2 separate regions of the Mus musculus genome follow, and region 2 is linked to region 1. A link is a loop called in an ENCODE intact Hi-C map of the cell type or tissue named here. Cell type or tissue: left cerebral cortex. All regions are shown on one strand. Each heading gives the region's core, and the rest is flanking DNA. Links, peaks and the distances in the headings are about the cores only.

Region 1 (5,392 bases), core at 292-5,291:
CAAAGGACCTGCAGTTGCAAGTGTGAAGCTTGAAATCTGAAGGAGGAATTGCCCTCAACAGCTGTTAGAATCTCTCTGCCTCTCTCTCTCTCTCTCTCTCTCTCTCTCTCTCTCTCTCTCTCTCTCTCTCTCTCTCCCTCCCTCCCTTTCTCCCTCCCCCACCTCTCTCTCTCTCTCATGTACTTCCTTTAATATTTTAAAAAACAGATAGGGAAGTTCCTTAATTTTATTTTGAACAAAAGAAGGTACTTCATATGTTATTTATCTGCCCCCAACACACCCCCAAAATGAAATGAAAATAATGTACAGGTCTTCATTGGTTCTTCTAAAACTTTGACATGTAGGTATGGTTATCCTCTCAAGTGTTCCAATACGTAAACTTAGGCTCTTTAGAAGTAAGCAAGTTGGCCAAGGTTATAGCCAAGAAGAGTCGCAGGCATTCCAACCCGGATGTTCTTCAAGTCTGTGGTCTTCCCTATTTCTTATTGTTTTCATCAGTCTTCACCTTTCACACACACACACACACACAGACACACATACACACAGAAAAAGAATTTTCCATTATCCTATGAAAATTCCTTGTTTTTGAGGCTTTAATGGAAAAGAGTTACAGAAAGTCTCTCCCATAAAAGTTCCTCTTAAGAAAAAGGATGAAAACAACCAGTTGTGCCAGCACCAATTGTTGAAAATGCTGTCTTTCTTCCACTGGATGGTTTTAGCTCCCTTGTCGAAGATCAAGTGACCATAGGTGTGTGGGTTCATTTCTGGGTCTTCAATTCTATTCCATTGGTCTACTTGTCTGTCTCTATACCAGTACCATGCAGTTTTTATCACAATTGCTCTGTAGTAAAGCTTTAGGTCAGGCATGGTGATTCCACCAGAGGTTCTTTTATCCTTGAGAAGACTTTTTGCAATCCTAGGTTTTTTGTTATTCCAGATGAATTTGCAAATTGCTCCTTCTAATTCATTGAAGAATTGAGTTGGAATTTTGATGGGGATTGCATTGAATCTGTAGATTGCTTTTGGCAAGATAGCCATTTTTACAATGTTTATTCTGCCAATCCATGAGCATGGGAGATCTTTCCATCTTCTGAGATCTTCTTTAATTTCTTTCTTCAAAGATCGAATGGCAGAGAAGCACCTGAAAAAATGTTCAACATCCTTAATCATCAGGGAAATGCAAATCAAAACAACCCTGAGATTCCACCTTACACCAGTCAAAATGGCTAAGATCAAAAATTCAGGTGACAGCAGATGCTGGCGTGGATGTGGAGAAAGAGGAACACTCCTCCATTGTTGGTGGGATTGCAGGCTTGTACAACCACTCTGGAAATCAGTCTGGCGGTTCCTCAGAAAATTGGACATAGTACTACCGGAGGATCCAGCAATACCTTTCCTGGGCATATATCCAGAAGATGCCCCAACTGGTAAGAAGGACACATGCTCCACTATGTTCATAGCAGCCTTATTTATAATAGCCAGAAGCTGGAAAGAACCCAGATGCCCCTCAACAGAGGAATGGATACAGAAAATGTGGTACATCTACACAATGGAGTACTACTCAGCTATTAAAAAGAATGAATTTATGAAATTCCTAGCCAAATGGATGGACCTGGAGGGCATCATCCTGAGTGAGGTAACACAGTCACAAAGGAACTCACACAATATGTACTCACTGATAAGTGGATATTAGCCCCAAACCTAGGATTCCCAAGATATAAGATACAATTTGCTAAACACATGAAACTCAAGAAGAATGAAGACTGAAGTGTGGACACTATGCCCCTCCTTAGAATTGGGAACAAAACACCCATGGAAGGAGTTACAGAGACAAAATTTGGAGCTGAGATGAAAGGATGGACCATGTAGAGACTGCCATATCCAGGGATCCACCCCATAATCAGCATCCAAACGCTGACACCATTGCATACACTAGCAAGATTTTTTCGAAAGGACCCAGATGTAGCTGTCTCTTGTGAGACTATGCCGGGGCCTAGCAAACACAGAAGTGGATGCTCACAGTCAGCTAATGGATGAATCACAGGGCTCCCAATGGAGGAGCTAGAGAAAGTAGCCAAGGAGCTAAAGGGATCTGCAACCCTATAGGTGGAACAACATTATGAACTAACCAGTACCCCGGAGCTCTTGACTCTAGCTGCATATGTATCAAAAGATGGCCTAGTCGGCCATCACTGGAAAGAGAGGCCCATTGGACACGCAAACTTTATATGCCCCAGTACAGGGGAATACCAGGGCCAAAAAGGGGGAGTGGGTGGGCAGGGGAGTGGGGGTGGGTGGGTATGGGGGACTTTTGGTATAGCATTGGAAATGTAAATGAGCTAAATACCTAATAAAAAATGGAAAAAAAAGAAAAAGGATGAAATATTAGAATCCAACTGCTGCACTCCTCTTCCCCCCAAGCATTATACTACTGTGTCTTGCTAACAAAATTGAATCTTAGATTATAAGAGCTGTAGGGCCTTCCAGGGTCATTTAATATAATGTCTTCAAATTACAAACAAGGAAATGGGCCCAGAGAAATGTGGATAACCTTGTTTAGCTAATAACCCCAACTCCCAGCCCCATGTTCTTCTTATGCTTGGCTCTCTATGAGCACACCAAAGCTTAAGTCACCACTAGCTTTCCAATTAGTATGCTTAAGCAATTCCTGGAATAGTGTGTCCTAGAAGCCTAAAAGCTCTTCCATATGGTAAGGCAAAATTCTGCTTCCCTGTAACTCCCCCGCCTTCCCACCCCATCAGTCCCGGTTTGACTCTCTGGAGAAATATTCAGACAGTCTTCAGACATTCCAATTTTAAAGCCAGGAAAATATCTGAGTTTGGGATATAAATTCAGCTGTCTTATGCCTCCCATGTGATCATTTCCTCATAACTTCTGCAACTTTAATTTATGCTGCATAATGGCAGTTTATGCTGTCTGCTTTTCTATGACCCAACTGATTCTTTCTTGTTCTCAAGTGACCAGCACAATGCAATCTGACCCATTTGGCCATTGAGCAAGGCAGATTAGAAAATCAGCTATTTCCAGTAGATGCAATAAACATGTGAAGGCCCCAAGCAATAGTTCACAATATTACAAAATGAACACAGCTCAAGATTTCTGAAATGTAGGAGTTTCTTGGAAGAGGGATGTTTGTCAGGGCCAGTCTTCTTACACAGACACTCAATTCAATTGCTTTGTGCAGCACATCTGTGTATGCCAGTTGCACAAGAAACTTTTGATAAGGGGAGATTTCTTGCACCTTGAATACACATATAGTTTCAGAAGTCTGCCATCATTCACTCAATGTGTCTTATTGACATTGCAAGCAATCAAACTTCCTTATCTTGGCCATATAATCTAGCATCTGTGAGTAAAAGCCTGGCTTACATAGTTCTTTTCACCAAATCAATTCTCTGAAAGTCTATGAGTTAAGCAAAATCCAAAGTTAGTATGTCATTCCTCATCTTCCCACACACTTCTGAAGCTTCTGTCTCTGCTGACAAGATGCTCATGCTTTCATGTCTTCTTTGAGCCTCCAGAACACTTTATAGCATTGGATTTTCTTTGAACTCTTGGACCACTTTGATTTACTTTCATTGTTTCCTTTTCTATTCTATTTCAAACACGGTTGTTTTCCAATGTTCCCTTCTCAGAATACTGATTTTTTTTTTCATTTGGCTTCAGGAGTCTCTTGCATTTATTTATCTCAATGTTATGTCCTTCTCATTCCTCAGGCTCTGGGGGATAATTTGGAATCAGGTACTGTGCTGTCTCCAGCACTATTCTTTGTGTCTAGGATGGTTTGGGCTATTTAGGATCTTTAATGTCTCTATATACATTTTAGGATTATTCTTGTCTATTTCAACACCGAAAACCATTGGAATTTGAGTGAATATTACATAGAAGCTCAGTAAATTTTTATAATACACTCATTGTCACATTTTTAATTCTTCCAACCTATGAGCATGGACAGCCTCTTCAACATGTACTATCATCTTCAATTTATTTCTTATTTTGTAAGTTTCACTGTAGAGGTGTTTTGTTTTGTTTTGTTTTGTTTTGTTTTGTTTTGTTTTGTTTGGGGAGTGGGTTGTTTGTTTGTATATGAGTCCATTGTTGTTGTCTTCTACAGACCAAAAAAAAGGCATCAGATCCTATGATAGATGGTTTTAAGCCACCATGTGGTTGTTGGGAATTGAACTCAGGATCTCTGAAAGAGCAGTCAGTGCTCTTAACCACTGCGCCATCTCTCCAGACCCCACTATAGAGGTCTTTGACTCAGATAAGTTTATTCCTCAGTGTGTGTGTGTGTGTTTGAGACTATAATCTATAATTGATGAGGTTGCGTGGTTGCTTTTCTGACTTTTTTTCCTCAGTGTGTTTGTAATTAATGTTTACAAACTCATATCATTTACAAGTAGACATAGTATCAAGTTATTTTCCTGTTAGTATCCTTTTTATTTCTTTCTCGTACATAATTGCTGTGGTTAAAAATAACTGTGTTGTATTGAATAAGAGTGGGAAGAATAGTATCCTTACTTACTTTCTGAATTTGGGAGAAATGCTTTCAGTTTGTCCCCATTCAGAACAATGCTAACTATAAATTTTTTAAACTTAGCATTTATTGTGTTATGGTTCAGTAGAGGATTAACATCCTGGATATATAAAGAACTAAAAATGATTAGCACCAAAAGAACAAGATGTTCAATCAATAAATGAACACAAACATTTAAAAGATTCTTACCAAAGAAGTATAAATAGCTAATAATCTTTTAAAAATTCATCTTCAGCTATTAGGGAAAATATCAACTAAAAGCATATTAATATATCATTTCACCCTAAGCAAGAAAATAAGAACATGTTACTGACAATTAGTAGGAGAAGAAACTTATACACTGTTGGTAGGAAAGCAAATAAATGAGTTCAACTGCTATGGGAATTAGTATGGATATTCCTTTTAAAACTAAATATAGAACTGCTATATGATACAGTGATATCATGCTAAGAATATACCTGAAGGAATCAAAATCACCATACAATTGAGATACTAAGATACCCATAATTATTATTGTTGTACTATATATAATAGCCAATAAATGAAATAAGCTTAGATGCCAATCACAATATAATTGTCAGAATGACAAAGGAGTATTACTCATTCATTAAAAGAACAGAATTATATCATTTATAGGAAACATACAGAATTAGAACAAAAATTTTCATAAAGAAACCCATAACTATATAATTGATATGTGCTGACACAAACATTTTTCTCTCATATTGCTAACTTTCATTTCCTAGTGTCTGATCTTCCTCCCTTTTTATGAGTTCTAAACGTATGTAAATTAAACATTTCTACCATGATATTTTATTGGCATAGCAAAGTCAA
Region 2 (5,392 bases), core at 222-5,221, 55 kb before region 1:
TTAAAGGTTGTTAAGATAATTGTTGTGTGTGTGCACACCCAGCATGTGAGTACAGCTGGTGCCCATGGAAGCAAGAAGGGTGCATCACATTCCCAGGAGCTGGATACACGCAGTGCTGTGCTCTCATTGTGAGTGCTGACAACAAAACTGGGGTCTTCTGTAAAAGCAGTGTCTGTTCTTTACTGCTGAGCCTTCTGTCTATCCCATACACTTTTTAAATTTACAAATATTTTATCTGTTCCTAATTATATTTTAAATCCATTTTAAGAAGCTAAATTCATGACAGAAGTATTCAAATACCAATATATGTTTTCTAAATTTGATGTCTATCTTGAACTATATTTTATGTACTTTTAATCATTTAAAAAAAACTCACTTTGAAGCCCACCTAGGAGTCATATAAAACTCATATGAAATTCATATGAAATCCTTATGAATCATTCATCAAATGCGTCTTGGTGTATCTTGTTTAAAGTAAGCTAAAATCTTAATCTGAATCTTAAATAAAGAGATTGACAAAACTTCACCTTGTAAAACGTTTAGTGATTTTTATACAAAATTAATTTTTCCAAAAGACACTAATACATACATTTTCTTTTAAAGGGCTTTTTAAATTTTTATTTTATTTATTTACATTTCAAATGTTGTCTCCCTTCCTGGTCCCCCTTTATGATTCCCCCACCCCATCCCCTTTCCCCTTCACCTCTAAGAGGGTACCCTTCATCCACCCACCCACTCCCACCTCACCTCTCTAGAATCCCTCTTCTCTGGGGCATCAAGCCTCCATGGGACCAAGTATATCTCCTCCTACTGAGGCCAGACAAGGCAGTCCTCTGCTATATATGTAGCAGGGGCCACAGACCAGCCCATGTATGTTCTTTGCTTGATGGCTTAGTTCCTGGGAACTTTGAGGGGTCCAGTTAGTTTATACTGTTTTGTTGTTCTTCCTATGGAGTTGCTAACCCTTTCAGTAACTTCAGTCTTATGCTAACTCTTCCATAGGGGTCTTCAGGCTCAGTGTGGTGCTGGTAGAGCCTCTCAGAGGACAGCCAGTCATTCTAGGCTCCAGTCTGTAAACACATCATGGCATCAACAATAATGTCAGGGTTTGGTGCCTGCGCATGGAATGGACCCCAAGTTGGGGCAGTATCTGGAGGGCTATCCTTCTGTCTCTACTCCATTTTTGTCCCTACATTTCCTTTAGACAGGTACAATTCTGTGTCAAAAATTTTAAGATCGGTGGGTGGCCCCATCCCTAACTGGGGGCCATGTCTATCTATTTACTGGAGGTGTTCTCTTCAGGTTTCATCTCCCTACTGCTGGGCATTTAGGCTGTCATCCCCATTGGGTCATAGAGCCTCCCACATCTTTGGTGTCTGGGACTTTCTAGTGTTTCCCCCTTCCCCCAACCCCACCTCCACAGCTGCATATTTCTATTCATTCTCCTGGACTGCTGGCTTCTCTTCTGTGTCATTCTATACCTGAACCCACCCGCCTTCTCTCCTCCCTCTCCCCTCCAGGTCTTTACTCCCTCTGCCTCCTGTGATTATTTTGTTCTCCCTAAGTGGCATTGAAGCACACACTCTTGGGCCTTCCTTCTTGTTAAACTTCATAAGGTTTGTGACCTGTATCATGGGTATTCTGAACTTTTTGGCTAATATCCACTTATCAGTGAGTATATAACATGGATGTCCCTTTGGGTTTGAGTTACATCACTCAGGATGATATTTTCTAGTTCCATCCATCTGCCACCTTTTTAATTTGATTGATATATTATGAATATTAGTAGTGTGGTATCAATAAAGTCTATTACTTTGCATTACTTAAAACTGACTCAGTTGAGCCAAAGAGATGGCTCAATAGTTATGAGTATTTGCTGCTTTTGTAGAGAAGCCAAGTTTGGTTTCCAGCAGCCTTGTTGTAGGACTCAGAACTGACAGTTCCAGGGACCCAGTGTTCTCTTCTGGTTTTTCCAGATACCAGGCATGATGTACATGAATATATGAAGGCATTCGCACATACACATAAAATAAAAAAAAAAATAAATATATACTTTAAGGAAGAACAAAACTGTCAAGGCCAAAAAGTTATAAATACAATTTGACAAGGTTTGTTCCATAAACGTCTATGTTAAAGAAAGCATCTCATAATAGTAGCCAAAAGTCAGAACCCATTAAAGATGTATTAAATATTTACAAAGAAAGTTGAGATCATTTTCTATTTAGCAGAATTTTCTCTGAACTTAGCAAATACTTGCAGCCATGGAGATGGTATTAGCTCAGCAACAACAACAAAAATCCTATGATTCACATAGAAATTATCATGAAAAGTATTGTATAACAGGAACCTTCTACTCTCTACCTATGGCCTTCTTAGCTCTTTTACTGTATTTTTGGTTTATGGCAAAACTTAATATGACATACAACATGGAAACTAATGCTTCTATGTCTTGGAACATATACCTTCAGCTGTTATAGGATCCTCCGAGTTCAAATATAAATGTCAAAAAATGGATGAATCAGCAAATATCTGCCCAGTTACATAGGACAACTGATGAGACAACTGGCTCCTAGACTAGGAGTTCTAAACAGTTCACTACACTATCAAATATGCTACCAGTGAGGAAGTGAAAATGGTCTGGGACTGATAGTAAGGTTATGAACTTTCTTGATTAATTATTTACTATTATATTTTCCAAATGTTATGAAAACTGCATAGTGATATAATGAAAAATTGTTAATGGAACTCTTAAATTAATATTCAATATTTTATTTTACCTGCTTTCTTTTGTGTGTTTATTTTTTATAAACTTTTAAAACATGAGTTCCCGCCATCATGACACTTTCTACATCAGTATTTCCACATTTATCTCCTACATCTAAAAATATTTTACTTATTAATCTGTAATACCCTTATCACTCTTAAAATCATTTATGGCTGAGATTTCCAGACTTCTCAGCGAGAGGCTGAGGAACATTGAATAGCTGCTCAGGATGCATCCTCCTATGTTTTGCTTTCTACTTCTCTCTGGTGCCAGCCTACTCACTGACAATAAAAAAAGAAAGAAAGAAACTACTTACTAGAGTGTATGGGAGGTGTCAAACCCAAAGTTATCCAAGAAGATGTGAGAAAGCTTATAGGAGACTGGCCTTGAAGCACTACCTTGATAAGAATTCAAATAAGGGCATAAAATCTAAACAGATTTCTCAAACTGGTGAATTTCCTGCTGATTCTAATGCCAAGGGAAAAGGGGGTTATGTGACACAGTAGGTAGGAGAACAAGCACTTCAAGAAGATGGAACAGGCGGCTATGCTTTTGGCTCCTGGATAGACATCTTTGGTATGTTCTTTAGAGGAAAGAACATTAAAATGATAAAAATGGTATGTGTAGGCTCTCAACAATCATGAAGACTTATATAATAGCGCAATAAGAAAATTGTCTCAGCAAAAGAAAGTGATTGGTAACAAAAGTGAAGATGGAAATGGTAAGAAAGGAAGAGTAGAAGTATGTTGTCAGAAATTCAGAGGTACTGACATGCAAATTCATTTATGGCTGAGATTTCCAGACTTCTCAGATTCATCAGATGGGACCAGAAATGGCTCAGTAAAATTGGTTTATGTGCATGGAGTGGCAGAATCTTGAAGAACAGACCAGTCCTAATGACAGTTCTAAAAACTGCAATGGAAGAAAGATAGTCTGGGAGAAGAAGATTTTAGAAGTTCATACTGACAAAGGCATGAAAGACAGCCAGAAGATAACATTCCATGGAAAAGGAGACCACAAATCAGGATTAAAGCCAGGAGATATTATTACTGTGCTAGATCAAAATAGCCATGCTGTTTTTACTTGAAGCTGAGAAGACCTTTTCATATACAGGAACTTACAGCTTGTTGAAGCATTCAGTGGCTTCCAGGAGCCAATATCTGTCATTGAACAGGAAACCATAATCCTCACTTCTAATCCAGATCATAATGTCAAACACAGAGATACAAAATGTGTGCACAATGAACGTACAGCAATATATTGTTAACCACATGAAGATGGATGCCTAATCATTGACTCTAAGTTAAGCTTTCCTGGAAAGATTTTCTTTGTCTGCTCGAAAAACTCCTTGCAGAGAGGAAAGAAGTAGAAGAGCCTAAAGAAATAAATTATAACTAGTGAACTTTGATCCAAATCAGGAAAAATGTTGCCATTATAAAAGAGAAACATAAAGATGATGATCACCACCCCAGAGGTGTGCTCTGTATCAAACCCTTTAATGGGGCCAGTGAGTGGCACTTTTTAGGAAGGAGGAAATGTTAGGGAAGTATAAAATCCTATGCTCACTACTTGGCTAATGTTTTTGTTTTAACACTCAATAGAAGTGTTTTAAAAGTTAGATGAAGAATAGATACAAATATAAAAGCTCAAAAAATACTTTATAATAATCTTTGGATAGTGCATTAGTCCACATTCAATTTTATCTAATATACTTTATAATTATATTTTAAACAAAGATCAAATCAAACATGAATTTATTTTTAGATATGGATTTCAAAATAACTTTAGTTTGTATGTTCAAGAGAGAGATGAAAAATGAAAGCCTGAAGTTGAAAAATATGTGTGCAGTTAGAAAACAGGGGTATTAGAGGATAAGTTTCTATAAGAGGGTCAAAAATGAGAAATTAGTTAATGGAGTGTCAGGGAAGCAAAAGATGAGAGGTGCACTGCCTGATGAGAGGAGAAAGTCTGAAGGCATCATTTTTTTGACAAGTGAAATCCTTTACAGAGGAATTTTGTTAACAGACATCAAACTGTAAGGGGTTGAGCACAAGTGAAGTGTGAAGAATAATCCTTCCATAAGTTTCTCTTTGAAATGGAGTAAACAAACTAGATGGATCGCATACTCTCAAATTTTTATCATTGGAAACTAGTTGCATGTCCCCTCTGCTCAGTAGCACTATTACTCCAAGACTGTGTTTTAAAATGTAGTTTTCACTATGGGGCTGCAGACCCCTTCAGCTCCTTGGATACTTTCTCTAGCTCCTTCAATGGGGACCCTCTGCTTTCTCCAATGGATGGCTGTGAGCATCCACTTCTGTTTTTGTCAGGCACTGGTAAAGCCTCCTAGCAGACAACTGTATCAGGCTCCTGTCAGCAAGCACTTGTTGGCATCAGCAATAGTGTCTGGGTTTGGTGGTTGTTTATGGGATGGATCCCCAGGTGGGGCAGTCTTGGGATAGTCTTTCTGCTCCACACTTTGTCTCTGTAACTCCTTCCATGGGTATTTTGATCCCCCGTCTAAGAAGGATCAAAGTATCCACACTTTGGTCTTCCTTCTTCTTGAGCTTCATGTAGTCTGTGAATTTTATCTTGGATATTCTGAGTTTCTGGGGTAATATCAACTTA

What was found. A loop is a pair of places that touch in the nucleus more often than their neighbours do. Peaks named below come from ENCODE experiments on the same cell type or tissue, not always from the same donor. Only the 100,000 strongest peaks of a DNase experiment are listed, where the experiment ranks them.
Region 2: it touches region 1 in a loop (2.0-fold over the local background); 1 of 42 quality-filtered maps calls a loop at or near these places.

The regions. Positions count from the first base shown.
Region 1 is chrX:68,555,201-68,560,592 of GRCm38, forward strand. No RefSeq gene overlaps it. Among named protein-coding and RNA genes, the nearest start is that of Fmr1os, 120 kb to the right of the region's middle. In left cerebral cortex, for the core only: no CTCF peak of the experiment used is centred there; DNase peaks (open chromatin) are centred at 2,739 and 3,382.
Region 2 is chrX:68,500,063-68,505,454 of GRCm38, forward strand. It overlaps the pseudogene Gm6806. Among named protein-coding and RNA genes, the nearest start is that of Fmr1os, 180 kb to the right of the region's middle. In left cerebral cortex, for the core only: no CTCF peak of the experiment used is centred there; DNase peaks (open chromatin) are centred at 3,144 and 3,546.